Linked DNA regions of Homo sapiens: region 2 is linked to region 1. The links are chromatin contacts, found by Hi-C in ENCODE. All regions are on one chromosome and are shown on one strand. Each heading gives the region's core, a stretch centred on a gene start or an enhancer-like site at or near the end of the contact. The rest is flanking DNA. Distances are from core to core; before and after follow the strand shown.

Region 1 (6,152 bases), core at 3,312-5,811:
AGCCCAGGAGGTTGAGGCTGCAGTGAGCCATGATCATGTTCCTGCACTCCAGCCTGGGCAAGAGAGCAAGACCCTGTCTCCAAAAGAAAAAAAAAAAAAGTATATCTAAAACTTAAAAACATCCCATAAAAACTTACAACACATCCCATAAGGTTATACCAAGGGTATAAACGTTGGTCTATAGTCCTCAGTGAGACTTCTAAATAAAACTAATTATGTAAAAGCTTGATTTTTTTTTTAAGTTGACAGAAGGTAAGCAAATTAACTGGGGAACTGTAGTGGGGATGTTAAACAGTAGAGTACCCACATACAATTAATTTTGGCTACTCTAGGCACGCTGCCTATGGGATAGCCCTGCTCCACAAGGAGCAGTTAAAAAAAAAGAAAAGAAAAATAAAAGATTTGGACATGTTGAGATGCTAAAGAGTATCCAAGAATAGATATCAAGTTGAATAGCAATCTTGAGGAAAGGCTGGAATCACATAAATCAATCTGGTAGTAAGCAACACAGAGATGAAATTTAAAATTATAGGAGTAAATGGAATTAACCAGGAAGGCAGTACAGAAAGAGAAGAGCAGGGGCCTAGCTCCAAGACCCAGGGAAATGTAGTCTTTATAGGACAGGGAGAGGAGGGAAAATCAGCAAATCAGACTGTGGAGTGGTGAGGAAGGGTAGTGTTTCATGGAGGAAGAGCTGGCCAACAGAGTCCAGTGCTTTGCGGAGATCAAGAAAGGAAAGAACAGGGAATGTCTTTTGGCTTTGGCAACATATAAGCAGTTGATGCCCTGACAAGAGCAGCTTTAATGACATGACTAGAACAGAAGTCAAATGAAACTGAAGCTGAATGAAAGATGAGGAAGAGATAATAGTGTTTATGTATTAAACTGTATGACACTGCTGAACTTTCACAATTTTTGATGTACAAAACCAAAAATTTCATGACTCCTTTTTTTTTACATTTGACAGAAGAAAAATGAACATATGGGGCAGTAGTTATAAAGGAATATGAGATCAAGCAGAATCAGAAAGAAGAGAGTTGCGGGTTTTAGTGGGGAACACCAGAGCCTGTTTGTACATGGATAAAAATGATGGAGTTGGCTGGGAGCATGTTTGTACACTGATAAAAATGAGGCAGTTGGCTGGGCGTGGTGGCTCACACCTGTAATCCCAGCACTTTGAGAGGCTGAGACAGGTGGATCACTTGAGGTCAGGAGTCCAAGACCAGCCTGGCCAACATGGCGAAACCCTGTTTCTACCAAAAATAATAAAATTAGCCGGGTGTGGTGGCACACGCCTATAATCCCAGCTACTTGGGAGGCTGAGGCATGAGAATTGCTTGAACCCAGGAGGTGGAGGTTGCAGTGAGCCGAGATCATGCCACTGCACTCCAGCCTGGGGACTAAGAGAGTCTCAAAAAAAGAGGCAGTCATCAGCTGAAAGAAAGGTGGGAGAAAGGAAGGTTTGATAATCAAAGAAATGACATGAAATAATCTTTAAATAGAATAATGTGAGACAAAATAGAAAATGTTAAGCCAGGTTTGCTTATTTCTGCTTGAACCCCTGACTGTGATGAAATGCAGCTCCTCAGGAAGAATCTTAAAACAGGATAGAGCACACGGCCCCCCGTGTCACTCGCCTGAGTTACAACGTTCCTGAAACAGTAAATGAACTTGACCTTGCCTTTTCCTACATGAAGATGTCTGACAGGGTTAGTGATTATGCTTCTACAATCTATAACCAAATTACTTTAGTAATCTATAAACTGATGTACTCTTACACCCAAACTTTAATGAGATTTCACACATACAGAACCCCCACAACCTACATAGAAGCAATGGGCTGAGGGACCACTTTGGAGCCCTGTGAAAGAACTGCCCTCAGGGTATAAACCTTGGTCTACAGTCCTCAGTGAGACTTCTGAATAAAACTAACTTTAATTATGTAAAAGCTTAATTTTTTTTTTGACAGCAGGTAAGCAAATTAACTGGGGAACTGTAGTGGGGATGCTAAACAGTACAGTACCCATTTGTTAAGGGTTGGTCGTGAATTTATGGGAGAGGCTAAAAACACAAATGCCAACAGGAGCCAGGCAGGTAAATGACTGAAGCAGGCTGAGTGATGAAGGAACTCAAGAATGAATGCCCCATCTAAAGGGGAAGCCAGTGGAGTGGCCATCAAGACTATCAGCTCTATGCTGCCAGATCTCCTGATTTCTCAAGGGAAGCCAGAAATCTTTTTTTTTTGATATGTTAATTTTTAAAACACTCTATGGGCTCAAAAAAATATTTCCAAGTGCAAAAAAATATAGTGCATGGATGACTAGTTTCTGATTTGTCATCACACCAGATTACAAGATTTTCTTCAACGGTGCTCAGCTGTGGAGGTACTGTCACGGTTGCATTTATCCAAGGTTCGGTATGTGCTAAGAAAGTGATGGGGGCCAGGCGCGGTGGCTCACGCCTATAATCCCAGCACTTTGGGAGGTGGAGGCGGGTGGATCACCTGAGGTCAGGAGTTGGAGACCAGCCTGGCCAACATGGTGAAACCTCGTCGCTACTAAAAACAAAAAAATCAGCCAGGTGTGGTGGCGGGCGCCTGTAATCCCAGCTACTCCTCGTGAGCCTGAGGCAAGAGAATCGCTTGAACCCGGGAGGCAGAGGTTGTGGTGAGTCGATGTCGCGCCACTGCACTCCAGCCTGGGCAACAAGAACAAAATTCCCTCTCAAAGAAAGAAAGAAAGTAATGGGAAAGGAAAAGTGACCTGAGGAAGTGAGTGCTAACAGAGTGACTGTAATAATGAACTACAGAAAATTAAGTTAAAGACAATCTAGAAGCCAAGGGCTAATGGTTACAGTGAAAGTCTGGAGGAGTCAACGTATTGAAGGAATCAATACCAAATCCTATTCCTCCTCAAGTTCTTCAGCAAATGATGTTAAGTGCTGATGACGATGGTCACAGAATGTACACATTTAAAAAATGGTGCTGACGCAGTTCTTAGAAATTACAACTTTCAGGTGCATCAGGAGAGTGAGTCGAAGACATGCAAATTTCAAAAGCGACTGGACGATATTATTTATATTCAGTCTGATAAGGGATTTTGTTAACTTAGCTGACTTTTTAAAAATGCATCCTAAAAATACATACAATCATGAGAAAAACATGAGACAAATTCCATGATTAGGACATCCTACAAAATACATGACCAGTACTCCTCAAAACTCTCAAGGTCACCAAAAGTAAGGAAAGTTTGAGAAACTGCCACAGCCACAAGAGGCATATAAGGAGACATCATAACTAAATGTAATGTGGTATTCTGGATGGAATCCTGGAACAGAAAAAGGGTATTAGGTAAAACCGAAGGAAATCTGAATAAAATGTGAACCTTAGTTAATAACAGTGTAAAATATTGGTTCATTAATTGCAACAAATGTACCATATTAGCATGAGATGTTAATAATAGGGGAAACTGGATGCTGGGTATATGGCATTATCTCAATTTAAATAAACTACATTAAGAAAATAATATCTATTTTTAAAGGTGTAGTGAATAAAACAATGGCCACCCATATATTTAACACCCGGTTTAATAATGGTCAATACAGTTAAAGCCTCCCTTTATTGTCCCCTCCTTACCAGATATGACTGCTTTTCTCAACTTGATTTTCATTCTCTTGTATTTCTTGACTTCTTTAACTACATATGTATGCATAACTAAGCAATATATAGCATTGTTTTACAAGTTTTAGAGTTGAATGTATATGAATTGTCATACTATTTATTTTTCTACATCTTTCTCTTTTTGCCTCATCACATTTCTGAGTTCAGTCTTCTTTTATTGGCGTATAATACTACATCCTAACATCCCATAAGGTATTTATTCTGTTATTGATGGACGTTTCTAATTTTTTGCTTCTACCCACAGCGCTGTTACGTACATCCTTGTTCACTTACCAAAGTTTCTACAAGACATATAGGTAGGAGCAGAGTGCTGGGGTTTAGTAATTGAAAACTTTTACTAGATTTTGCCACATTGCTTTCCCAAAGAGGTTTTAACATTTGCGCACCTACTAGCAGGTGCGTATGTTTAGACGTGTGGAGGAGAAACTATTTAAAGACATACAAACTAGATAATATACTTGCTTCATTCTCGTTTGACCTTCGTACCCAAGCAATTATTTCTGCAAACAAACAAATAAACAACTACTAATAGCACTTCCCGCACCGCCAGCCGCAGTTTTCCCTGCGGAGACGCGGATACAAGGCAGCTTCCGGCGAAGGCGGTGACGCAAAGGATGGCGTAAGCACGCTCGGGACGACGGCGTCCTCTTGATCGCCCTTGAAGGCCCCTTTCCGGGCTGTCTGACACGATGCAAGTGTCAGCTTGTGTTGGCCGGTTGCCTTTCTTTCGCAAGAGGGGAAAATATCCTCACAGACTTTCTGTGTTCTCAGAGACGATCTTCTTCCCTAGAAAGAAGTCGCTTACGGTTGGCGTTTCCCTCAGGCAGCGCCGTGGGCAGCCCACAGGCCCTTGTAAGGCGCGCGCCGCGGCCCCGCCTCTTTCCTTTCGGCCGGAACCGCCATCTTCCAGGTAGGGCCTACGCGTGGCTCCCGGGCGCTAGGTGTTCGACAGACTTGAACCGCGACCTTGTGGCCTCAGAGGTCGTTCATTGGGACCGTGGGGAGACTCTCTAACCTGTTTGAGGTCCATTGGCATGGGCGGGTTAAACCATGTTCTGCCAGACGGGGAGCAGCGTGCGCCGGGTCGGGTCTGGGCCGTGGGCTGAGAACCGGACTGCGATGTTGCGGCCCTGCGGGGGGACATTTGCGAGAAAGACGAGACTGAGTCGCTTGGGGTGAGGCGACTCGAGTTAATCTTTAAAAGACTTCGTTTTATGTTCCCGTGGCTGCATCTCCGGTACTGTGGGTGGCCCCTCTCACATAGGCTGTGTGGGGGCCGCGTGGCCTGATGCCTTTCTAACTCCTTTCAGTGTGGCTTTTTTATTCCAAATCTTGCGATGATGTTGGGTGAGGACTTAAGGGGTAGTAGGAATGGGTTTAAAGTCAGGCGTCGGCTTTAATCTTCTGTGAAGCCTACAGGTGTGAAAACCCGGGCTCTCGGTCGGAGAGTGGGTCCCGGAGTCGTCCTGGGTGATGAACCCTCACTGCCCTTAGTTAATGCATAAGACGATTTCCGACTGTTTTTAAAATTTTGACCCCACATGGTGATCGGACGAAGGGAAAGTGTTTTGAGGTTGCAACACCAATATTTGCACCAAGAGGAGATACTGTTTTGCGAATTCTAGGGCAGCATGCTTTGAGTGAAGGGAAACATTTAGCCATAGTTCATCATTTTGTCTAGTTTGTGGACGTCAACAGAGTCGAGCAAACTGCAGGTTGCTCTTTATGGTGGATCCTAGTTGCCATGATTTTAATACTCTTACAAACTGTAAAGCATCGTTTTGAAAAGTGCCTTCAGTTTTAAGTGTATGGGGTCCATGCTTAAAATGGATTCCAAACTCAGAAAGATGGATCTAGTGGAGGATTATGGGCTCTGGAATCAGGAATGAGTTAACTGATTATGCCACTTGGTGATTCCACAAAGTGACTTGAATCTACACAGTATCACCCTTTGTGTACTAACTTAGCACAAGTTTTTGGAACTTTATACACATCTAAAGGCTTTGGGGATTGGAACAGAGTACCTGGCATTTAAAGGGTTCATCCATTGTAACAATGGTTTGACTTTGGTGAGTTAGGTGAAACATGTCTTCTTGCTATACAATTTTTATAAAAATGGTACTTTGGGAGCCATTCTTAAAGGATTGTTGGTAAACTTAGAAACCAAATTGTGTTAGAATATTGTCAACACGTCAAGCCTGACTGCTGTATTTTACCTTATGGTAGGAGTAATGGCCAGGAATGGCATTTCTGCCCTATAATGACTAAAGAGCTATCAAAACTATTGTTTTGGCCTTTTTGGGAAACAAAGGAAAGGTTAATTTCTAAATGCCTGTAGGTGAATTCTTAGATAATGATAAATTAGCTGCCGGTTACTACTGAGCACTTTACACGGGCCAAGCATTGCTGAGTTCTTTGTAGACATTACCTCAGCTACGAAAGTGTTCACCCCTATTTTACAAATGAAGATGAG
Region 2 (6,152 bases), core at 1,952-4,451, 2.3 Mb after region 1:
GCTAGCAAGCCACCAAATCATTTTCCCAGTTTGATGCCCATCCTTCTGGTAATTCCATTTGGAAATGTACTAAGCCTGGATTGACAGATCATGACCCACACTGAACCACAGGGGTGGTTATTTTCAAGGCTGCTTTGTAGATGGGTATGGGAGTGGGGGAGGAGGCAGATTATGGCAAAACAGAAAGGGAGGCCACTAAAGTTTATCACAAGGCAGATAATCTGCCACAAATGAAGCTACTACTCTGTTCCCTCACGGGAAGAGAGGTCTAAACCCTGGGGTGGATAGCAGGTTGGCCAGGGATCTGATGCCTCCCCACCCGAGGCCTGGGAAACCTGAGGGTAGGCAGATGTCCTGAAGATCCAGGAATACCCCAGGACCTTTGAACCCCATGTATGGAGGGTCTCCATCCCACAGGACAAGTCCACCACCAGGCGGCCCACTAGAAGGCGGCAGGGGAGCAAAGGGAGGCCATGGGCAGCAAGGAGACAGAGGCTGAAGAGACCCCCCAGATTTGGCGAGAGGAGCCAGTAAAGCTAGGTGAAGGGGAAGGAGGCCAGCAGCCTGGACGGGTGGCTGCAACACACAGGCAGGCACCTGAGAGGGGCCCCAAGAAGATACATCTTCCAGCCCTGACCCTGGGGATAAGAGTTCTAAAAAGGTCAGTTGTGACTTTCAAAAAGTCCCTCTTCCATCCAACACGTTCTTTGCTCAGCCTTCCCATCTCATTAATACAGCAACTCCGATGTGCTTGGAGTCATATTTGACCTTTCTCGTCCTTCCATGAATCCACCGGCCAATCCTATTGGATCTGCCTTTAAAATCTATCCAGGTCTGCAGGGGCCAACTATACAGAAAAACACCACATCCTATCGGAAGGTCTTGCTTGGAGTGAGGACCAAGAGGCAGGTGGAGTGATAGGCATCTCTGAAGATGCCTCTGGAAGAGATAACTCCGAGACTCAAGTATCTCCAAGGTTAGAGGGAAACAATATTTTTCTCCATAACAAGGATGCACTTATTCACATTTCAAATTTGTCCCTAGGATTAATAGCAATCCCTCCAAATACATGGTTGATAATGAGAAAGGATTAATTTAATTGGACATAATTCTGAGCCCTCCAACATAATTATCTATTTGTATGGACTTTGGTTAAAATAAACTACAGACCAGAATAATCAATCAACACGTATTTAATTCCATCAAAGAATGAGTTCTTCTACCAAATAGAAAATTGTAACTCCCTGAAGTCAACAGTCTTGTCTTTCAAGCCTTTCTTTTTTTTTTTCACCTAAAGCAAGTAATCATATGTACAGGAGCACGTGGCTCTAGGATCCAGACCCAGACAAGGGAGTACATTTCTGATCTACTTACTAAGCCCTTTCCTCTTTACTCAAAACTCCTTTGACATCCTTTGAATTTTACCTTTATAATAATTAAACATGATCGTAATATGCTAAACCTATTTTTAAAACCATTTTAATCTATTGTTGACCTTTCCCCTAAGTTTCTATTCTGTTCGTGTGACTTAAATAAGACCTTTTGTTTTAATAACAGGAGGGTGTGTTCATATAAAAATCATGGTAATTTCCACTGAGATCAACTAAAAATACCAGAGGAATAAATGTATCATGGTTTCCTATTATCTGAACCAAACATAAAGGGCAAGAAATGTTAGGAAAAATCCCAGATAAATTATAATTCGAATTAAATACAATTAGGGCATTCGGCCAGAGGCCGACATACACAATTCTACTAGTCGAATGTAAGTAAGATAAAAGGCACATTCTTTAGGGAGATACACCTGGGATTGAAATCTCAACCATCTGGTAACTATGTCTGGACTAAAACCCAACACATGAGGGCATGGCGGTGATGACGTGAGTATTGGGAAATGTAGGTTATTTATTTATTTTTTTCCTGAAGGCACATGTCTGACTATCCTAGTCACACAAGTCAAACACAACTGCTGTCTGGTTCCCCCATCCCCTGGAAAGGGTCAGGAGCTGAACCAGCAGGCTGTTGTAGTACTACAGTGCAGCTGCCGCTCTGTGTACGCGCAGGTTTTAGAATGACTCTGACCTGCCCATGCCTGGGAAGTTTTCTACTACGCAGAAAGGAACACCCTGAGAATACGGTGTCTTGCTAAAGGCGGAAGAACTTCCTCTCATTCCAAACCATGTGGAGGGCTTGAGGAACCCGGCCTTTCCAGGCCACACTGGGTCACAAGGAAGCCCACCTAGGGGAGACTTCCTCAAAGCAATCTTGGGGACCCAGACGAGAGGTGCAGGCGGCGCGTCCCGGGTTCTAGGGACAAGCGGAGAGCCAGGCGCCCTAGGTCAGGGCGGCCACCGGGCGGGGATGGCAGCAGAGTCCCTGGGCCGGCCACCTGCCGCGGGACCACCCTCCGGGCGGCCGGGCAGAGTCCCCACCCACGGCTGATGACACATCCCCGGACCTCGTGGCGGGGCGGGGTGCTCTGCACCGCGCCATGTAAGGGAAGGTCTCCTCGCCGCCGGCGGGCTCCGTGTGCCTCCCAGTCTGGCCCCCGTGCCCGCCGCCCGCCTACGCACCCCGACCACCCCGTGCGTAGCGGCGCGCGGGTCCCCGGACAGGCGCGCGGAGCGGGCATCGCCAGATCGCCCACGCTTACTCACTCGGTGTTGCATCATGCACCACGCCGCGGTTTCAGGGAGCCAAAATGGACTCCGTGGAGGCGACAGTCGCATGGGCACCAGCCCCGCTCGCCCACTCCGGGGCCCGCCCGGCCCTGGTCCTGGCCCTTCCCAGAGGATGGCAGCGTTCCCGGCGCGGGGGCCCTCGCCACTCCCGCGCCGCCCTGCCGCGGCCCCACGCGGCGCCAGGGCCCCCTCCGTGATGACCCGGGCCCAAGGAGCTGCCCCCTGCGTTGGCGGGGCCGGGCACTCACCAAGCCGGCGGCGGCGGGGCTCCGGCAGGATCGCGAACAGACAGACTGTCGGACGCGCTCAAGGACCAACGGACGCTCGGCCGGCGAGACCGGGCGGGGCGGGGCGGGGCGGGGGCGCGGCGCGCGGGGAGAGGAGTGGAGGCTGCGGTTAGCGGGAGCCCGCGGCCGCGTGCGCGCCTGCCAGGTAGTTGACCCGCTGCTCACACCTGCCTGCGCGGACTGAATGGGCGCCGAGGGCTGGCGGGTTCCGGCGCCAGGTTTCATCAGCAGTGCGCCCGGCCCCCGCCCCTCGCGCTCCGCGCCCCGCGCCCCACGCCCGCCCCCGGACCAGGCAGCCCCGGCCCGCTCGGCCGCGTCACCGCCGGGCACCAATGGGAGCGCGGCGCGGCGGCGGCTGCCAGCCCAGAGGCTGCGGCCGGGGACCGACGCGCCCTTGGTGGGCGGGGCGGCTGAGTCTTCGCGCGCCCAGCGCCCCAACCTGGGGTTCCCGCGGCGGGCGGGCGGGCTGCGCCTCCGCTCGCCTTCTCAGTAGCTCCGTAGGCGTGTGGCCGTTTCTCCGCCAATCTGAGCGCACCGCGCCACAGCATCCTGTGGTCCCCTGCAGATCCCACAGCGCCCTGGCCAGAACTAGTGCTGCAGGTCCGGCCGTGCCAACCCCCTCCCGGCGGGCCCCAGGGAGCTCACACGGAACTCGAGACCAGTTTTCCTTCTCCAAAATAAAAGATTTGGTATGCACTTAAAAGGTTTAAACTGTTTTCTTTTCATTTTAGAGACAGGGTGTTACTCTATTGCCCAGGCTGGAGCGCAGTTCACCTTAACCTCGAAATCCTGGCCTCAAGCGATCCTCCCGCCTGGGCCTCCCAAAGCGCCCTAGGATTACAGTCCTGAAACACTGCACCGGCCTAAAAATTATTATAAATCTTCATGTCTTTGTTATTGGATTATTTTATTACTATTCCTTTGCCCTTGCTAATACCTTATCCTTGCCAGTTGTCAGAAGAGCCCCAAAGCTTGAATCTACCTGTGCCCCCTTGGCAGTGGCAAATGCACAAACGGCTAGTCAGAACGGCTCACTTTTGCAGTTACCCCCCAGGAAGTGGCAGAAGCTTCAGTCCTGAATCACACCGTGCTCACCTTTTAAGCTCCCTCCTTGTCTCCTTTTGTACCAAAAGCCAAGCGAGAATCATAATCTTTAAAGATCCAGTGATCTGGGACTTGGGATAGGTAAACAGGGCATAAATTAATAATGCCATCCTTCTTCTATCTTATAGGAAAACAGAAAAACAGTGGACGGTGTCCGTGGTCTTTGAATCCTTTCTACAGGTCCTTCTCAAATATCAGCTGCTGAACTATTCCCTTGGAATTAGACTAGCAATTTATAAAGTACATAACTGCATGGTGCTAGCTTCAGAAAAAGTGTTCTGTTGTTGTTGCTGTTGTCATTTGTTTGTTTTTTAGAGACAGGGGTCTCACTCTGTCACCCAGGCTGGAATGCAGCGGTACAATCATAGCTCACTGGAACTTCAAATTCCCAGGCTCAAGCCATCCTCCTGCCTCAGCCTCCCAAGCAGATGGAACTACAGGCTTGTGTCATCACGCCTAGTTAATATTTTTTCTACATATAGACACGGGTTTTTGATATGTTGCATAGGCTGGCCTCAAATACCAGCTGTCTAGCGATCATTTTGCCTCAACCTCCCCTAGCATCGGGACTACAGGGATGAGCCAGAAAAAGTCCCCAGAAAAAGTTTTAATGAACACATGCAGATGGCTTAGCAGTTGTAAAATGTGTTTTTGTCTTTGTTTTAGAGAGTGGGTCTCACTCTGTCACCAAGTTGGAGTGCAGTGGCAACATCATAGCTCACTGCAGCCTTGAACTCCTAGGCTCAAGCGATCGCCTCACTTTAGCTTCCCCAGTAGCTGGAAATATAGGCGAGCACCATCCTGCCCAGCTTTGTAATGTGCTTTGAACAGTGCTTGACATCATAGTAAGCCACCATATATGCTTTGTTTTAAAGCAACAAATCTGGCCTGTCACGGTGGCTCACGCCTGTAATCCAGCACTTTGGGAGGGCAAGGCAGGCAGATCATGAGGTCAGCAGATTGACACCATCCTGGCCAACATGGTGAAACCCCGTCTCTACTGAAAATACAAAAATGATCTGGGCGTGGTAGCGCACGCCTGTAGTCCCAACTACTCGGGAGGCTGAGGCAGGAGAATCACTTGAACCCAGGAGGCGGCGGTTGCAGTGAGCCAAGATCGCACCACTGCGCCCCAGCCTGGTGACAGAGCGAGACTCCGTCTCAAAAAAATAATAATAAAAATCAATAAAAAATAAATAAAACAATGTATCTTAGTTCAATTGCACAGTGGTGAAATGATGCCTTCCATTCACAGAAGATCTCCCAGATCCCACGCAGCCTACTCTGTCTGCTGAGGCCACAGTAAGCATGTCCCCTTCTCACAGAGAGAAGCCTGGTAGGATTAAAGACCACCTGCTTTGCCCTTGGCACCAGATCAGGATTTGAATCTGAACTCTACCAGTTCATTTGCTGTGAGAGCTTCTGCAAACTATTTCACTCCTGTTTGGAGCTTGTAAATCTTATATTCTTAAGAAAAAAATCTATCCCTTGGTGTTTGAAATATGACTGTGGAATTTTCTCTTTCTGCCTCTCTTTCTTTCTTTTTCTCTTTGCTGACTTCTGGCAGTAAAATAGAATTTCATAAATTGTAGAGATGCTCTCCTTGGGCAACACAGAGCGCCAACATGAGTTAATGTTTGTAAATTCTGAGAGCAAGTGCTCCAGGCCCTGATGGGAGTATGGTGACATTTAACCCAGGAGATTTTTAGCACTGTGCTCCGTTTAGCAATCCCACTCAGCAAGGTCCTGTCTTCAAAAAGACAATAAGACAAGCCCCATGAGCAAGTGACTTCTCAGCAAAAAGGATTCAGTATGAACCAGGGAAAAAATAGTTACGCACAAGATCTCAGCAAAACATTAGAGGATGCTGATAAAGAGGGCTACATGTTTTAAGCAAAGCCAGTTTTTAGGCAGGTCAAGACTCACATTACAGGTTCAGAGAAACCGTGAGTGACAGGCAGCCTTGATTACAATCAAAGAGCAGCTGCCCAAGATTCCAGCAACCATTAAGAAAGGGAGATGCTACAATTTAGGCCCTAGAGAGCAACATCTAAGGTTAAGGTTGACATACTAAGTCTCT

What was found. A loop is a pair of places that touch in the nucleus more often than their neighbours do. Pooled maps may share reads with other maps.
Region 2: a loop to region 1 is called in a map of B cell, with 20 times the contacts of the local background. The contact joins the promoter of SLC7A1 here to the promoter of RPL21 in region 1. A Hi-C loop is called at or near these places in 1 of 168 maps with a recorded cell type or tissue (B cell), 1 of 37 single-sample maps with no recorded cell type and 6 of 50 pooled maps.

The regions. Positions count from the first base shown.
Region 1 is chr13:27,246,997-27,253,148 of GRCh38, forward strand. RPL21 (ribosomal protein L21) reads left to right here and starts at 4,562. Exons shown (of 6, transcript NM_000982.4): 1 at 4,562-4,589. RefSeq lists enhancers at 3,866-5,065, 3,884-4,469, 4,277-4,816, 4,470-5,055.
Region 2 is chr13:29,592,487-29,598,638 of GRCh38, forward strand. It overlaps SLC7A1 (solute carrier family 7 member 1), which reads right to left and starts at 3,202. Exons shown (of 13, transcript NM_003045.5): 1 at 2,930-3,202. RefSeq lists enhancers at 1-499, 500-999, 2,089-2,218 and silencers at 1,866-2,160, 2,329-3,568.